2 separate regions of the Homo sapiens genome follow, and region 2 is linked to region 1. The links are chromatin contacts, found by Hi-C in ENCODE. All regions are on one chromosome and are shown on one strand. Each heading gives the region's core, a stretch centred on a gene start or an enhancer-like site at or near the end of the contact. The rest is flanking DNA. Distances are from core to core; before and after follow the strand shown.

Region 1 (3,098 bases), core at 478-2,977:
CTAAGGCCTGAGATGATCCATCTCCGCCCCCCACCCCCGGCCCCTGCCCTGTAGTCACCCATCACTCCTCTACCCTCAACTCCCCCTGGCCCCAGCCACACGGGGCTCCTGGCTGCTCCTCGGCCTCATCCCTCCCCTCCCCTCTCCGGACTCTGTCCTCTCTGTCCCCTCTCCCGAATCGCTCTGCCCCAAGGCCCCAGGCAGCTCCTGCACCTCCTCCCAAAATCAACAAAAGAAGGAATGGGAGCAGGCCTTCTTAGCGGAGAATACTGCTCCCATGGGGGCCAGAGCTGGCTCCCAGAGGTGAAAAGATTTTTGTCTTTATGTAAAAATGTAGATGTCCACACAGTGCATAAACCATTCTGCAGTAATTATGTAGTATTAAAATTCATAGGGGGGCAAGTAAGAAAAAATTGCCTATAAAGATTCCTTAGGGGGTGATTATGAAATAAAGCTTGAGAAACGCTGAATTAGAGGACAGTCTGCTGAAATCACAGGCTTCTCCCCTACACATTGCCAGGGCGTTGGGGAGACTGTGGAAGAGAAATCAAGATCCATGCAAGTGCCTAAAAGAATCACAGCCCTTCTTCCTGGCATTTAAAAGAGGAGAAGTAATGCCTCACTGCTTTGGGGAAACCTTTTTTTTTTTTTAAATTTCCTGCCAACGGACAGACTTACGAAGGATGATATTTGCATTTTCCTGAAGCGTCTAATTTTCCCATTTATCATTTGTCAGAGCCCGAGGCCCTTCCTCAGCGAGTGTAATGTTTGCAAACATGTAAGGATTCCTTTTACCAAAGAACGTCACAGGCTCCACATGCAAATGTGTTTGTGTTGCAGAGGCTGCTAATTTAATGCATTAATGTCACTCTGCACCATGGTGGGGTCTCAGCGTGTCCCATGTCACCATGAGCGAGCTGGTCTAAGACACAGGAACCATGGAAACCATCCCGTGCCTGGTTAGTGAGTAGATGCGCAGTGGGGTGCCGTTCACTGCCTTGAGGGTGAACGTGGACTCCAGGAGCGAGGGCCAGGCCTTCTAGAGCTCCACCCACCCTGAGATCACAGGCCTGGCTCAGGCTTGCTGGACTTGCCCAATGGGGAACTTTCAGGGGGGAATTTAACCAGCCTGAGGGGCAGGCAGAGGAGCCAGAGGCCAAAGGCACCCGTGGGGCTCCCAGGACGGCTGTGAATCCCCTTCCCCTCCCTCTCTCCATCAGCGCCTCTGTCCTTCCCACCTGCCCAGCCCAGGTGCTGGCCAAACACCGGCCTCATCCGAAAAGTCCAAATGGGCCCAGGACAGTGATTCCCAGACCCAGCTGATCCCGCAGGGAGCTTTGGGTCCTGCTGGTCCCCGGGTTCTGGTGACAAAAGGACATGCAGGAAGGCAAAGTCCCCTCTGGATTTTTCATCATGAGCCACCCTAGGTGCTGCGCACTGCCAGGCTGCCTGATTCCACCAAGAGAATCTCAGGAAATGAAAAATAAGGTTTTAGTTGTTAAATTTCAGGCGTCGGGGCTCTTTGAGAGACTGAAAACACCTGGAGGTTGGGTGCACAATGGAGAAGGGGCTGTGGGGATGTTTTCTCTTCCCAGTGGAATCCGTGATTATTTACCGAGCAGCCTGGAGAAGCCCAGTCTTCATGGAACGGAAAAGCTGAGCCGGGTTTTCATGCACAAACCGGAAGCCGGGTGGCGCCCTCACAGCAGAGCTCCTGACCTCCCTGCCTCGCACGTCCTGGCAACGGGAGGGCGGCTGCCTTGGAGACAGTTTATTGTGTGGCGAGGAGGGAGACAGGAGAGTACAAGGCAAAAAAACCCCCAACAAATGGCTACGCCTTAAAAACTAACTTTAAAATGCCCAGTTCTGGCATTTTACCAAATCAGGCAGGTTTTTTTTGGCTTTTCCCACCATGTGACTGGGTCTGCCTTGCCCTGCCCCACCCCTGCTTGGGCAATCGTGCCCCCCGCTGAGCTCAGCAGCCTGGCGTGAGGTGAGGTGTCTGTGTGGCTGCTGTTAGCAAATCCACCATTCCGGGGATCAGCGCCTGGGAGCGGCTTCCCTGAATGGTGATGTGGCTGTTCCCTAACTTGCTTCTGGCCCAGTGACCTGTGGTGGCTGTAGGAGCCGCTGCAGGGTTCGGGCAGCAGTAGTGAAGGGCTTTGCTGCTCTCTGCAGTTTCCATGTTGCCCTCCTTGTCCATTTCCTCAGCCTAAGGAGACCCGGTGGCCTGGTGGACTTGGCTTCGTTCCTTCTTTCAGCTCAGGGGGACATGCATTTTTCTCCTTTGAGTCGAATTAGCAATGAACTTCCCCTCCCCAGATGGACAGCGTGGCATCGTCAGGGCCCAGCTGCAGCTTTCCGGGCCAACGGGTCTTCGTGCATTGTCTGATTTTGTTCTGACAAGCACACGAGGCCGTGCGGTCATTATTCCCACTTTACAGATGAGGAAACACAAGGTAAGGAACTCGCCCGAGGTCACAGGGACGGCTGGATATAAAACAGACTCCTGCGTGTACAGATTTAAAGATCGGTAAGAAGAGAATTTCAAATCTCAGCCAAAGCGAAGGTCAAGTCACTGCTCTTGGGGACGTTCCCTTCACACCCCAGAACGTTCCAACATGGCCAGTGAAGACATTGTGTCCCCGTAACCCTGGGGGAGAAGAGGACGGGGCTTAATGAAAAGTAGAAAGTTTCCTCTTTCCCACTGTTGGAGATGCCGGCGTCCCCACATCACCGTCGGCGCTGCATCTGGTCCACTTCTGGGACCCATTTGGGTCCCTGGGCCGGGGCTTCCTGTGGATGAGCCGGGATCACACAGCGATGTGGGGTTGCTCAGGGCGCCCCGTTCACTCCAGAGTGACCCCTGACCCAAAGCCAGTGCTGGGTGTTTGCCGAAACTGAAACCAGGGCAGGTCTGAATCAGACCCTGCAGAACAATGAGGCCTTTTGTGCGAATGAGGCGGGGGAGGGACTGGAGGAGACCAGGAGCTTCCTGACGGGGTCCGCAGCACAGGTCACAGCGATTGAATTCAGGAGGTGACCCTCGAAGGTCAGGTCACAGCCGAGCAGCACAGGCGCTGAGCTAAGTGTCCACA
Region 2 (3,352 bases), core at 285-2,784, 250 kb before region 1:
ACCATGGTGCTGCACCCAGCCCTGCCATTTCACACTCGAGCCCCTTCTCTTTCAGTCTCTTTTCCTTCCAAACTAACCTGTTGCAGATTACATTCTCTGAAGGCCCAGATTGGATCCCTCCCAGAGAGAGATCCTCGCGTCTCTCAGTTACAGGTTTCAAAGGACTCAATACTCTAACAGGCAAGAGGGAATCCTGGTGGGGTTTCAGGCACAGTCATGGATTGATTATTTAGAATTATCTGAGGCCAGTGTTTGGATCCAGGGAAAATCACTTCGAGGGAAGACCTGTTACCTCAATCTATATTTGAGGTCAACAGGGAGGATTGGACGTCTTCCTTCAGGCAGACACGTTTCTAGAAAGCATCGATTTCAGCCTCTCCTCCACCCTGGGGGCCCGCAGAAGGAACATACATTCTCCTGGGGCCGTAGGCAGGAGCAGCTTGGGTTTCCAGCCGGCTCTCTGTGGCCTTGAGCAAGTTGCATACTTTACAGGCTCAGAGCTGTGCTTGCAGAGTTGGGAGGGAGAGCCGGGCCCACCTCCCTCTCCGAGATGTGTTTCTCCAAGTATAAAACTAAGCACGAAGGGCCTCTCAGAGCAAGCGGACATTTTTGCAGGAGACAAGAGGTCTCAAACTGATGGCTCCAGGCTGAAACTTGGAACTAAATGTGGGTTTTTTTTTTTACTTCCTTCCTGATATGGTGTTTTAAAAAAATGAATTATATTTATGAACCAGCAAATTTCATCTCTGAATTCTGATTTTTAGTTTGTCTCGAAAATCAGAAGCTCTGAGCTGGGTGTGGTGGTGCGCACCTGTGGTCCCAGCTACTTGGAGGCAAAGGTGGGAGGATTGCTTGAGACCAGGAGTTCAAGGCTGTCGTGCGCTTTGATCACACCTGTGAATAGCCAACTGCACTCCAGCCTGGGCAACGTAGTGTGGTCCTGCCTCTTAAAAAAAAGATTAAAGAAAAAATCAGAAGCTCTGGTCACACTGGTCCACATTCCCACCTGGCTACATGTCAGCTGGAGCTGAGGAGCGGCTGTCTTCTTGAGGAGGGTGCCAGCTCTCCAGCTCCCCGGAGCCACGTGGTCCGAGCACTCATCCGGCCTGCTCACGCTGACGGCCAGATCCTTAGCTCTGGACTTGCCATGGCGATGTCAGCTCGGGGAGGACCTGGTGACCCGGAGTCACTGTGCCGTCCAATGGAGAATCAAGGGGCAGGCGCAGCCCCGCATTGACGTCTCTCGGAGCCTCTCCTTCTCTGCTCCTCCAGGATGAGGGCAGGGCCCAGGTGGTTGAATTCCTCTGAGCCTCAGTTTTTTCATCTGTCAAAAGGTGCTGACCCAGAGATGGCCCCTTGGCGTGGACTGCAACAGAGGCCACCCAGGAAGTGGAAGGTACGATGGGGTGTGTTGACCGCTTTATGATTTTATCTAAATAACTGTTGGTGTACTTCCTGTCCACCTTCCCCCCAGCAGTAAGAGCAGGAACCACACCCCTTCCATACTGTAGCCCAGGGCCAGACAGTGGTGAATCACGGCTAAATATTAATAGAAGAAAGCAGGGTTAGCACAGTGATCAGAGCGGGGGGCGCAAGCCACACCCATCTGTGGCCAAGCGGGCCCCTCTAACCTCTGTGTCTGCCACGTGGGTTCATTCATGGGGGGCTGGACTAGGACCTTTGAAGTCAGACACCCTCGCCTGCTCCTGAATCTGTCAACACCTGATACTTGCTGAGTGGCCATATCTGAGATTCTCTGTCTTTCTGGGACCCTCAGCTTCCTTCTTTGAGAAATGGAGACTTTACGCCCACCTGGCTGCCTTGCGGGGGTACCAGGAGTCTCCTCCAGGGCCCCAAAGTGGAACTTCCCGGGATAAGTGTAGTGCCCTGTCTGTCCAGCAGGTGGTGCTGGGGACCGCGTAGTGCCCAGAGGCTGCTGTTCCCCGGGCTCCAGCACTCAGACCGAAGGCTGGCTCCTGGGTGCAGGTATTTGGGACAGAGCCAGCCTGGAGGCGGGGCCTGGAATCGTCTGGACAATGGGCACTGGCGCTATCCCTCTCCTGGGCTGGGCTTGCCGTGAATATTTTCTCTTTTTTTCTCTCTTTTTAAAAACTTTTTAAAATTTGTCTCTTTCTTACTTTCGTCCCCCTCATTTTCTTTCTCTCTCTCTAAGCTTTTCTATATTTGTCTTTGTCCCATAACATATGTCTGTGAGCTTGACTCGATTTTTCAATTCTTTCCTTTCGGGGATCTTTCCCTTCTCTCTTTTCTCTTTTTTCCCTTCCTCTCTTCTGATTGGAGGAGAAGGATATGAAAGGCCCTTATGCACTGTAAAGCGGGGTGCTTACGAAGCTTGTGACCAGAAACCCACAGTCACTGGTGCACCTTTGTGGAAGTGACGGCCACTAGATGGCGCTGTGGGCCAGGGCGCCCCGCCTAGCCTTGCGGGCCTCCTGCCCAGAGCTCCTGGGAGGCTCCCACTGCAAGCCTGGAGCTCGGGGTTTGCAGGCAGGGGAGGCCGAAAGCCAAGCCTGAAGCTGCCTCCCTCCGGGCACTGGTAGCGTTCCCTGGAGGGCTGGAGTGGGGCAGGGGTGGTTAGGAGAGGGATGCTAAGGAAATGCCTCCGCTGCCAGCGCCTTCACCAGCTGCACCTCCCATTATTGCAGCCAAAGTTTGCTCACAAGGACAGTGGCTGGATTTGAGCCCAGGCCGTGTGGCTCCAGACCCTGAGCCCGGGGCTCTGTCTGGGGTGTGGCCCAGGGGCAGGTCCTTGGGTGCGTGAGGGTGGCTTGGCTCAGCTCCTCTCCCTGGGTCACTGCAGCGGCCCTGTGCTGTTCTGTTTTCCCATCCCGAAGTCCTGAGGGTCTCAGCAGAGGGGCCCAGGATTCAAGTCCATCCACTCCCAGGGCGGGTCCCTAGCCAGCCTCTGCCCAGCATGTGGGGTGGGTGCTTCCCTGTCCTCCTGCTTCCTGCAATGTTTCCCTTCCAGCACTTTCCAGGCTCCAGTTCCCCATGCTGGGCTGCCCGAGCACCCCCACCCTGCAGCTGGCCCTGCTGCCCTGGCTTCCACCTCCAGATCCTTCTTGCCATGTCCGCTCCAATCAGAGCCAACCCACCCTGTGCCCCTCCCAGTGGCTCTGCTGCCTGCTGGACACATGTCACCGCCACGGGGCTGATGGGTAACGGGAGATGCTCTCAGGTCCTGATTTGTGCTTCGCCAGAGCCCTCCTAGAGCTGTAGGTGATGATGGGCACTTTCCAGACACTGGCAGGGCTGAGATGAGCTGCTCCAGGGACAGGAGGTTCAGAGATGAAGAGCTGGAGGAGGGCCAGCCCTGCAGGGCACACAGACT

The links. A loop is a pair of places that touch in the nucleus more often than their neighbours do. Pooled maps may share reads with other maps.
Region 2: a map of PC-9 shows a loop between it and region 1 (15-fold over the local background). The contact joins two enhancer-like sites. A Hi-C loop is called at or near these places in 2 of 168 maps with a recorded cell type or tissue (Calu3 and PC-9) and 4 of 50 pooled maps.

What each region holds. Positions count from the first base shown.
Region 1 is chr20:48,373,130-48,376,227 of GRCh38, reverse strand. No RefSeq gene overlaps it. Among named protein-coding and RNA genes, the nearest start is that of LINC00494, 15 kb to the right of the region's middle. Within about 2 kb of position 1,727, at least 7 of the 41 ENCODE cell types and tissues checked have a DNase peak (open chromatin) inside an H3K27ac peak, as active enhancers do; they include PC-9, where a contact is called at or near this core.
Region 2 is chr20:48,619,718-48,623,069 of GRCh38, reverse strand. No RefSeq gene overlaps it. Among named protein-coding and RNA genes, the nearest start is that of PREX1, 210 kb to the left of the region's middle. RefSeq lists enhancers at 2,027-2,086, 2,909-3,352 and a silencer at 2,387-2,516. Within about 2 kb of position 1,534, at least 9 of the 41 ENCODE cell types and tissues checked have a DNase peak (open chromatin) inside an H3K27ac peak, as active enhancers do; they include PC-9, where a contact is called at or near this core.